Linked DNA regions of Homo sapiens: region 2 is linked to region 1. Evidence: read pairs that join two places in POLR2A ChIA-PET (ENCODE). Cell type or tissue: PC-9. All regions are shown on one strand. Links, peaks and the distances in the headings refer to the core of each region. The heading gives the core; the rest is flanking DNA. Region 1 overlaps DELEC1 (deleted in esophageal cancer 1). Region 2 has its middle 310 kb from the start of DELEC1.

Region 1 (5,387 bases), core at 233-5,232:
AAGTACTGCAGCACTCTACACAATGCAGTGTGAAGTGTGTACCACATTGTTTGGCACCTACAAGACATTATAGCATTGTGGTAATGTGCAGATTCTCTGGGCAAACAACTCTGGATCTGAATCCTATCTCTACCACTTACTAGTCATCTGACCTAGAGAAATTTCTTAACCTCACAAGGGATCATCTTTTCTCATTTACATCAGCGTTACTGGAGGGATTAAATGAGATTACATACATAGAGCTCTTACTGCGGGGTTTGCACTTTTGAAAGATTTAATAAATGTTAACTACTATTAAAATAAATGTCACTGTACCCTCCCCCTCTCTTTCCTGCCTTCCTTCTCTCTCTCCCTCCCTTCCTTCTTTTCTTTTTATTTCCTTCCTTCTTTCTGTCCTTCCTTCTTTCTGTTCATAGACTCCTAGCTTAATAGACAAGGACGAGATTAAAAAATCATGCAGCCCAAGTGCTTGCATTTTTCTAATCTGTATAATGATGCCACCTCATTTATTTGGTTCAAACAGTGTCTGGATATTGGTGCATTTAGCCAGGACTGTTCACTGCAAAATAATTCAGCTGTGTATCAGTGAAGATGGAGGTAGATAGTCAAACCCAGTAGAACTGGTGGCTACAGATGTAACACAAATCTTTCTTTATGCCAGTTCTTTCATCAAGACAGAGGACCAAATTCCACCTTTTTCACATGGATGATTTACCTGACACCTAGATGAGAAGATGAAGACAGTAATTAAAGGCATGACTTGCCCAGTCAGGCCTGAGTGTTTATCTTGACCCTGGCCTTTATTAGCTGTATGATGTAGGCAAGTTATTTAACCTTTTGGAACCTTAATTTATTTATGTACAAAATGAAGATTACATGGTCCACTCGCAGCAACCTAGAGGTAGTGCAAGAAAAATGCATGTCAGAGTGTTTGACGCAGAGTAAGTTTTCAGTATATGGTAGATATAATATTCTTACCAGTTTTGTTAGTGTTATTATTAGTGTGTGTACGAGAGTTAGTAGTTGTGTAAATTTATTATTAGTGTTTAAAGTATTTTATTTTACATTAAGTGCCTTTGTTAGTATTCTTATTATTTGTGTCTATATTATTAAGTAACATGGAAGATAAAAATACTCATAGCTAGAGCATATACATAGGCTGTTGTTCCCTTGGTAAGGACCAAAAACTGGCCAAGCTGAGAGCATCTTTTGAAAAGATGGATCAGGACACAGTTTCATCTTTTCCAGAAGGTCAGTCCTCAGGAAACCAGACTTGAGTTTGCTATTGCTCCAGAGGTCAGCTGGGATGGGTCTGGGGGCCTAGAAACAAGACCAGCAAATATGCTGGCTGGGAGCGAGGGTGGCAGCAGGTGGATGATGCCAATCCTGGTCGACTCAGAGTCACAGCACCTGCCCAAGTCAGGAACTACAATTCTTCATAAAGAACAAAGAAGCTACATTTTACTGGGAGGAAAGAGCCACTGGGCTTGTAAAGGAGAAATGAAGGGCTGGGCTTAGCTCTCTGGGTCAGGAAGGATTTGTCAGAGAACAAAAATGGTAACTTGCGAGACATTAGAGAAAATTATCTCTGAGAGAAAGACAGGCTCGGCCTAACGTGTCTTTCCTTGTGGTTACATTATTTGGTGCTTGCTGGGTGACAAATCATCCATTTTTATCTTTTATGTAACTTTAGTTTTGATGTTAGGAGCTAAGAATAACTAATACCCAAGAGGGTATGACCCTGGAGCAAGGCATGCTGGGAAAGCACATTTCTGGGTGCATGTTGCCTCTGTGCCTAGAGACATGGATTCAAATAAAAGTCACAGCTACTGTCCCACCGGGGGCCATTGCTTTGGAAAGTTTAACTGAGCTTTTGAATACATCTTTGTTTGCCATTCTTATTCAAGGTTATCCAAAGACAAATCTGCTTCAAGAGAGGAGAAAGTAGTAAATTTAAATGGACCTTTCAAACAACGTTCAGTCTAAAAATGGAGAAGCTCAAGATCAAATACGTATTTGAAATCACTGGCTAAGAAACAAAATTAGTGTTTTCAATGGGCATCGTTTCCTTGGTCTTGCTGGCTCAGAAGAGCAAGTGCAAGGGTTGAGAAATTCTGTTCTTGCTCAATTCCATTAATGGTCAGGCAGTTGGGGGAAGAAAGCCAATCACCTCCCATCCTTTTCTGACTATTTTTGTTGTCTAGAGTTATGTCCATAAGAGGTCAACTCGCTGTGGCTGAAAAGAAGGGAGCGTATTGGATATTTAGTTGTGAACTTTTGCATGCATAGGCTGAGATGGGCTAGTCAGAGATTAATCATACCTGTGGGGCCAATTTGTTCCTTTCAACCATCATGGGAGGGAACCATGATTATTAGCGTCTCTACTTTATAGATGGGAAAACAGATTCCCAAGAATTTTGGTGACTCACCCAAGACCATACAATAACCTAGTGACAGAGTCAGAATGTGAACTGGAATCTCCCCAATGCTTGACTATACTACAATTATTGGAGGACCTAATGATCTTTTTTATCTTACCAAAAATCAGAAGAATGTTTAGTGACCAAACTCTGCATCTGGTCTTATTTCTCTTGACCTCTAGACTGAAATGTTCCCAATTTCTCCTCTTTCTGAGCCATATAGCATTGCCAGCTGGTAACTTCTCAGTAGGCTTAGTGAGATCAAATATGTGAGAGTTTTCAAATTGGGGTGTTTCAGCTTCAACGACCATCATGTGCATCCCTGGAATCCCAGGACACTGGGGCATAGACAAAGCTTAACCCCATCATATTATTTGACATAAGGGGAAACAGATTCAGAGAGAAAGAAGGAGTTGCTCATAGTCACACAACTGCTGTGACATTGCATGTCCATCGGTGTTTTCCAAGAACTGATGAAATAGATGTTCAAGGAAGCTCAAAGAGAAGAGATAAGGAGGAAAAACATTCATTATTAACAATCTCTGTCACTTCCTTGCTGTGCAATCTCTGATAGGTCTCTTAAACTTTTTAATTCTCAGCTACCTCCTGTGTTAAATAGTAATCATATTGGAAAATACCCCAAAGGTATATGAGGATTAATTGATTCTGTGTATGTAAGTCTCCAAGCACAGGGCCTGACCTTAGTAGAAATCAATGCATAGGAGCTATAATAAGGTCTTATCAGGTCAGAAGCACAGAGAGAAGGAGTGGGTTTGTGAGCTTGAGCGGGACATTGCTAGAGGGAGCTGAGAGAGTGATCTGAGGGGATGTCTGTGAGTTCCCACAGAGCAGTTCAGTTTGGGAAAACAGAGGGGTGAAGATAACAGGAAAAAAAAGGGCATGTCCTTTGGTAAATTGCTTATTGTTGCCCAGATATCACTGTGGTAACAAGGAAAGCCCCTGAAATCAGTTTGTCCACAGCTCAAGATATAACTCCCCAGGGTTTTCAGTGGCAAGTTAAGGGGTTCCAAGGAGGAGCCAGGAATGAGGCAGTCACAGATGGGAACATTTATTTCTTTGAGAGTCTTCCGTTTAAGATGTTCTCAGAGTTTTGGATGAGCTAAAGGGCTCTTCAGGCTAGAACTTGGTCTTGGAGGGCAGCTTCCCTTCCACCTGGCCATGTTTATCTTACTTCCATTAGAAGGCAAGATGCCAACTTTCCTATTCAATGAAGTGTTTAGATTCCATGAGGTTTGTAAATAGCCTCTGGGAACTCCTTTCTGAAACTTCCCATAGGACTTCTAAACTCTCCTTAATCAGAGCAGATTGCAAGAGCAAATGCTTCTTATTATGGGTTTTAAAAAGGTGAGTAGACCATAGATAAAAATCATAGTAAAAGTGGGAATTTGAGGAAGGTCTGTTTGCTCAGGAAAATTTTCTAAATTTCAAGGTTATAAATGAAACTGTAGATGATCACTCAGGCAGGATGTGGTTTAGTTTCTTCATGACCATGATAATGTTTTTCACATAAAAAGATAAGTAGTACTCATAGAATGATGTAGAGAAAATCATTTTGTTTGAAAGAATAAATTGTTCAAGCATTTGTAGGCAGTCATTCAGTTTTAAGTAGCTACAGACAACCCTTATCTGTTCAGTTACAGACAATCCTTATCTGTTCATGGCAAGTAGCCACATACTTTTCACCAATATCCTTTTCTGTAGCTCCCCAGTGAAGAGTTGACATTAAAGTTCCAGGGTGGAGTTGGAGTAATTTTGTTTTCCTCCAGGGGACACAAGTGCAGAGAATGGATAAAACACAAACACTAACAGAGAATAGATAAAGCTTCACTCTTTAATGCCACCTCCTGGAGCCCATATGAAACCCAAGAGTGAAGAAAGCAAAGGGTTCTTAGGCATAATAGGGCATTAAGGATAACCATCTCTTATTTCTTTTCATTCCAGACAGGGTTTGGCCTGGCAGTTCAACCTGATTGCATGAAGGGTTGTGGTAGGCAGAGATGTCTGATTGCCTTTGAATTCTTTGTTTTCTAACCAGAGGGGAGATAGTTCTTTCAACAGAAAGTCCCAGCAAGTGCAACAACAACCGCGGCCTGGTGTGCCTCTACTTGCCTTGGCTGCCTCAGAAAGAGCCCTGAACACTCCTCCTAGGGCCTGTCTATGAAACCAACTGGATGTAGTCTTATTATTTATCAGAAGTTGCCAAGCAAGCAGTGGTAGACAGCAGGCTTTCAGGGAATTATCCCAGGGATTCCTTACCAGTCTTCAACCAGATATCACACCAGAGCAATACATATTCCCCATGCAAGAAGCAGAGTAAGCAATCCATACCCTTAGATACATAACACTGATTAGTGCCTCTGTTGTTAAAGTTATTTCCCTTTGTATAAGATGTATTCAATGTTTCAATGTTTACAGTGAATTTAAGAGGTAGATATAATAGTTATGGTGAAAACCCTCATTTTGCAGAAGAGAAAACAGAACATTGCCTATGCAAAATGAATCTACCAAGGTCCGCAGCTATTAAGTGCAAAGTACAGGATTTAAACCTGTTTTGAAAAAATTGACAAAGTCTCAGGGCCTTGTCCTGGGTCCATTCATTCCATTCAGTCACATATATTCTAACTCATTCATTCATTCCTTTAGCAAGGATGAATAGAGCACCTGCTACGTTACAAGCCCTACTCTAGGTACTCAGGTTACGTCACAGAACAAGAAAGACACAAACATTTGCCTCTGCAGTAAGATATAGAATAAAATATGTATAATGTCTCCCTTTCCATTGTCAGCCATCACCTTGCGCAGCACGGCTTTCTACTTAAAGAGTGTTTATTGTGTAGGCGAAGTGGGCACAGACAACGGACGATAATCACAATACCAGTTTAAATACTAGATAAAAGGTGCTAAGTGATCTGGAAGAAAGAGAGGAGGGCAAAGGAGATCAGAAGT
Region 2 (5,387 bases), core at 216-5,215, 54 kb after region 1:
ATAAAAGGGTGGGCCAGGGTAGAGACTCTATGGCTTCTGGAACAAAGTTCAATTTCCTGGATTCACAGTCAAGTTTCTTCAGGATCTGACCACTTGACATCCCTCCAGATCTCAGATCTGCCTCCTACAAGCCCTGTGCACATTCCCATGTCCTAAATGTTAATTGTCCAGAGATCTTTACTATTTTACACTTTTTGCCTTCTGATAAGTTACTGCTTCTGCTTAGAATTTACTTAACTTGCATGATTAAGCCAGAGTAGTAAATAGCATATTCTAGAGATACTGGCATTTTTTTCTTTTTTTCTTTTTTTTTTTTTAATTGAGATGGAGTCTTACTCTGTCATCCAGGCTGGAGTGCAGTGGCGTGATCTTGGCTCACAGTAACCTCCGCCTCCCAGTTGCAAGCGATTCTCCCACCTCAGCCTCCTGAGTCTCTGGGATTACAGGCGCGCATCACCAAGTCCGGCTAATTTTTGTATTTTTAGTAGAGATGGGGGTTTCTCCAAGTTGGCCAGGCTGGTCTTGAACTCCTGACCTCAGGTGAACCACCCCCCCTTGGCCTCCTGAAGTGCTGGGAATACATGCATGAACCACCGCGCCCGGCCTGAGATACTGGCCTTTTTAAGTGAATTCCATGAGACATTGGTCTCATAAATGTTTCTCTGGTGAGTTGGGCATGTGTTTTGGGGAGAAGTGGGAAGGGGAGAAGTTTTCATAATGAAAAAATTAGGAACAATGATGTTTATTCTGCCAATTACAGAACCATGACACAGGTAAGCATAATAAAGGTTCTGAGAATTCCTGAAAAAGAAAACTGTTTAAGCCAGCATTTCCCAAATGTCCGTGATGACAAATTCCTTCTGTTACATAACAGCTACAAACACACTCCAGATCACAGTGGGAAACACCTGTTCAAGTTAATATAAAACATATGTCACCTACAGATTATAAATTTTTAAGGACCGATGATGTGCTTCATTCTTAGCAATACAATTTAATTAGTTTTTAAATTTTGAGATAATTATAGTTTTCATATGCAGTTGTAGGACATTATAGAGATATCTATGTACTGTTTACTCAGTTTCCCCCAATGATAATATCTTGCAAGTCTATAGGACAGTATCACAACCAAGATATTAATGTTCATACAGCAAAGCTACAGAACATTTCTGTAACCCCTAGGATCCCTGAAGTTGACCTTTTATAGCCACAACCACTTCTCTCCAGCCCCTATTCCTTTCTTAACCCCTGGTAACTAGTAATCTATTCTCTATTTTTATAATTTTGTCATTTCAAGAAAGTTATGTGAACAGAATAATACAATATGTAATCTTTTGCATTTGGATTTTTTACTTGACATAAGAGCATTCAGATAGTTGCATATATTAGTAGTTTGTTCATTATTATTGTTGAGTACTATCCCATGGTATGGATGTATCACAATTTGTTTAATCACTTACCTGCTAAAGGATGTTTGAGCTTTTTTTTTTTTCTAGTTTTAGGTTGTTATGAATAAAGCTGCTATAAACATTAGTGTATGGGTTTTTGTTTGAATATAAATCTTCATTTCTCTGGGTTAAATGCCCAAGAATGCAATGGCAGTATCATGTGGTAGTTGAATGTTAGTTTTAAGAAACTACCCATCAATGGTGGATTGAATAAAGAAATGTCATACATATACACCATGGAATACGATGCAGCCATAAAAAAGAATAAAATCATGTCTTGCAGCAACATGTTTGGAGCTGAAGACAATAATCCTAAATGAATTAACACAGGAATAGAACCAAATACGGCATGTTCTAACTTATAAGTGGAAGCTAAACATTGATCACACATGGGCATAAACATAGGAACAATAGACACTACAGACTACTAGTGGGGGTAAAAGGGACGGGGCATGGGTTGAAAAACTACCTATTGGGTACCAGGCTCACTACCTGGGTCCAAAATACCCATGTCACAATCTTACACATGAACCCTCTGTATCTAAAATAAAAGCTGAAATTAAAAACAACAATGACAACAACAAAAGCAAACAACTGCCAAACTGTTCTCCATAGTAGCTGTATCATTTTACATTCTCAACAGCAATGTCTGAATGATTCAGTTTCTTCACATTTTAGACAGCATATGGTATTGTTACCACTTTTTATTTCAGCCCTCTAATAGATGTGTGGTGATATTGCATTGTGGTTTTAATTTCCATTTCCCTAATTGCTAATAATGTTGATTTTGTTTTTCATGTGTTTATTTGCCATCTATATATCTTTTACTTTGAGGTCTCTTGATGTATTTTGCCTTTGTTCTAACTGGATTGTTTACATTTTATAATGCTGAATTTTAAGAATCCTTAATATACTTTAGATATTTTGTCACATATGTGGTTTGCAAATACGTATCTCCTGGTCTACCTTTTTCTTTTTTATCTGTATGTCTTTTATTTCACTTTCCTCCCTCATTATATTGAAGAGAATTCCCAGCATTATGACAGCAAGGACTCTTCTCTTGTTTCTGAACTAAGAAATAAAGCCTTCAGTCTTTCTCCGTTAAGTATAGTCTTAACTATAGGGTATTTCTTTGTTTTTGCTAAATGCTTTTTATTAAGTTTGGGAAGTTCTCCTTTCCTATTTTTCCGACTTTTTTTTTTTTTTTTAACCATGAATGGATGCTGAGTTTTCTCAAGTATATTTTCTGCATTGATTGATATATTCATGTGATTTTGCTTCATCAGGCTATTTGAATGGTGGATTACATTGAATTGTGAAGATTTTCTCCTATTTAAAGAAATTGTTTTATAGTTGTATGTTTTACATGTAAGTTCATAATCCATTTTGAGCTAATTTTTGTAGAAGATGTAAGACTTAGGTCAAGGTACTTTTATTTACTTATTTTTTATTGCTCATGGATGTCCAAGCACTCTGCACAGTTTGTTGAAAAAACTATATTTCCCCATTGAGGGCAATGGTAGCTACATAAAATGAACTGTAAGTATTCCTTCCTTTTATTTTCTTGAAGAAGTTATGTAGAATTTGTGTTATTTTTCCCTTAAATGTTTGGGAGAATTCTCCAGTGAAACCAAATGGGCCTAGAGATTTCTCTTTAAGCAGCTTTTAAATTATAAAATTGATTTTCTGAATAGCTATAGGACTCTACAAATTACCTGTTTTATTTTGAATAGCAATTTGTGTTTTTCAATGAAGTGTTGCATGTTGCCTAAGTTGTCAGATTTATGTGTCTAGCTTTGTTTGGAGCCTTCCTTCATTATGTTTTTTGTGTCTACAGGTTCTGTAGTAATATCTCCTAATTTGTTCATGAGCTTTGTAGTTTGCATCTTCTTTAATTTTTTCTTTGCCAATATCACTAGAGGGTTGTCAGTTTTATTGGTCTTTCCAAAGAACTATTAAATTAAATTTTCATTTAATTGATTTTCCATATTGTTTTTCTATTTTCTATTTCATTAATTTCTGTTCTTATCTTTTCCTTTCTTTTTTTTTTTTTTTTTTTTTTGCTTGCTTTGGGCTTATTTTGACTTTTTCTCTTTTCTGATGTACATACTTAATGGTATAAATTTTCTTCTCAGCCCTGCTTTAGCTATGTTCCACACATTTTAATATGTTGCATTTCATTTTCATTCAGTTCAATGTATTTTCTTTATTCCTGTGAGATGTTATATTTGACCCATGGACTATTTAGATGGATGTTGTTCAGTTTCCACGTATTCAAAGATTTTCCTCTTATCTTTTGGTTATTTATTTACAGTTTGATTTCATTGTGGTCAGAGCACATTGGATTACTTTAAATTCTTTTAAATTTTTTGAGGTTTCTTTTTTGTCCTAGGAGATGGTATATCTTGACATATGATCTGATGCTTGAAAAAAAAATGTGTATACTGCTATTGTTGAGTAAAGTGTTCTTTGAATGTTTATTAAATCCTATTGTTTGATGATGTTAATTTTTCCATATTATTTTTGATTTTCTGTCTAGTTGTTCTATCAATTATTGAAAAAGGTGTGTTGAAGTCTCCAACTATGAATGTACAGTTATTTAATTCTCCATCAGTTTTTGTTTCATATATTTTTCAGCTCTGTTATTTGATGCATACACACTTAGGTCTGGTATATCATCTTGATAGATTGACCCTTTTTCATTGTGTAATGCTGTTTTCTGTCTCTGATGATTTTCTTTGCTCTGAAGTCTATTTTATCTTACATTAACATAGCTATTTTTGTTTTCCTTCAATAAAAATTCACATGATATATTGTTTTCATCTTTCTACTTTTAACCTTCCTGTATTTTGCCATTAGTTTAATGGCAAAAACCACAATTACTTTTGCATAAACCCCTAATATTTGGAGTTTTTTATATATAGCAAATGACTGGGTCATATTTTTTAAAGCAACTCTGCCAATATTTGTATTTTAATTGTTGTACTTAAATAATTTACATTTGATGTAATATTGCTATGTTAGACCTTAAGTCTGCTACTTGATTTGATTTGATCTTTTGGTTTCGCTTGTAATGTTTTTCATTTTTCCAATTTCTTTCCCCAGCCTTCCCATGGGTTACTGAACATTTCTTAGAATTACAATTTGATATACCTTTAATATTTTTAAGAGTGTATCTTTTGTGGTTCCTCTAGGTAATATATTACATCATTTATACAGAAGTTATTGCAGTCTACTGTTGCCATCATTTTACTAGGTGGAGTAAGGTATAGAAAGCTTACCTCTCTTTATGCTGCTTTAAAATCTTTGTCAGCTGATACTAACATCTCTGTTATCTTAGTTTTATTATTTATTGTCTTTTTTTGTTCTGTTTGAGATCATCCTAATCCTTGACATGATGAGTGGTTTTAAATTAAACAAGGAGATTGTTTTGTAAAAATCTGGATCTTATTTAAACCTACCATTTAAATAAGACTGGTTTTCTCTGACATTGTCCTGCCAGGGGCAGGGAGAAGACCATCTTGTCTGGTGATGGTAAAATCCAGGTTCTCTACTTGATTTTCATTGACACTGAAGGAAGGGAGGCTCATTGCTATTGCTGGAAGGAGTCTGGCTTCCTACGGGATCTCCACTACTGCTACAGAAGGTGTGGCTTTATTACTTTAGATGATGGTGAAAGTCCTGAATCTTCACGAGGTCTGCCCTGACACTGTCCCAGTGTGAAGGGAAATGGGGAGTTGGGGTAGAAGTTCAGAAATTTTATGTGGTCTCTAATGACACCAGCAGGATGGCCCATTACTGGCTAGAGGAATTGAAATCATTGGTCCTAACTTGGTCTTCTCTTAAATCACGCCAGTCTTGGGTATTGGGGGTGCTGTATTACAGCCTTGTGAGGATGAATGTTTAGGCTGCTCCTCACCTGGCATTTACTCGTGCAAG

The links. Peaks named below come from ENCODE experiments on the same cell type or tissue, not always from the same donor. Only the 100,000 strongest peaks of a DNase experiment are listed, where the experiment ranks them.
Region 2: POLR2A ChIA-PET joins it to region 1 with 12 read pairs; 2 of 35 experiments call an interaction of 5 or more read pairs at or near these places.

What each region holds. Positions count from the first base shown.
Region 1 is chr9:115,392,223-115,397,609 of GRCh38, forward strand. All of the region lies in intron 5 of DELEC1 (deleted in esophageal cancer 1), which reads left to right. Among named protein-coding and RNA genes, the nearest start is that of DELEC1, 250 kb to the left of the region's middle. In PC-9, for the core only: no CTCF peak of the experiment used is centred there; DNase peaks (open chromatin) are centred at 2,279 and 3,669; H3K27ac peaks cover 841 bases.
Region 2 is chr9:115,445,925-115,451,311 of GRCh38, forward strand. No RefSeq gene overlaps it. Among named protein-coding and RNA genes, the nearest start is that of DELEC1, 310 kb to the left of the region's middle. In PC-9, for the core only: no CTCF peak of the experiment used is centred there; no DNase peak of the experiment used is centred there.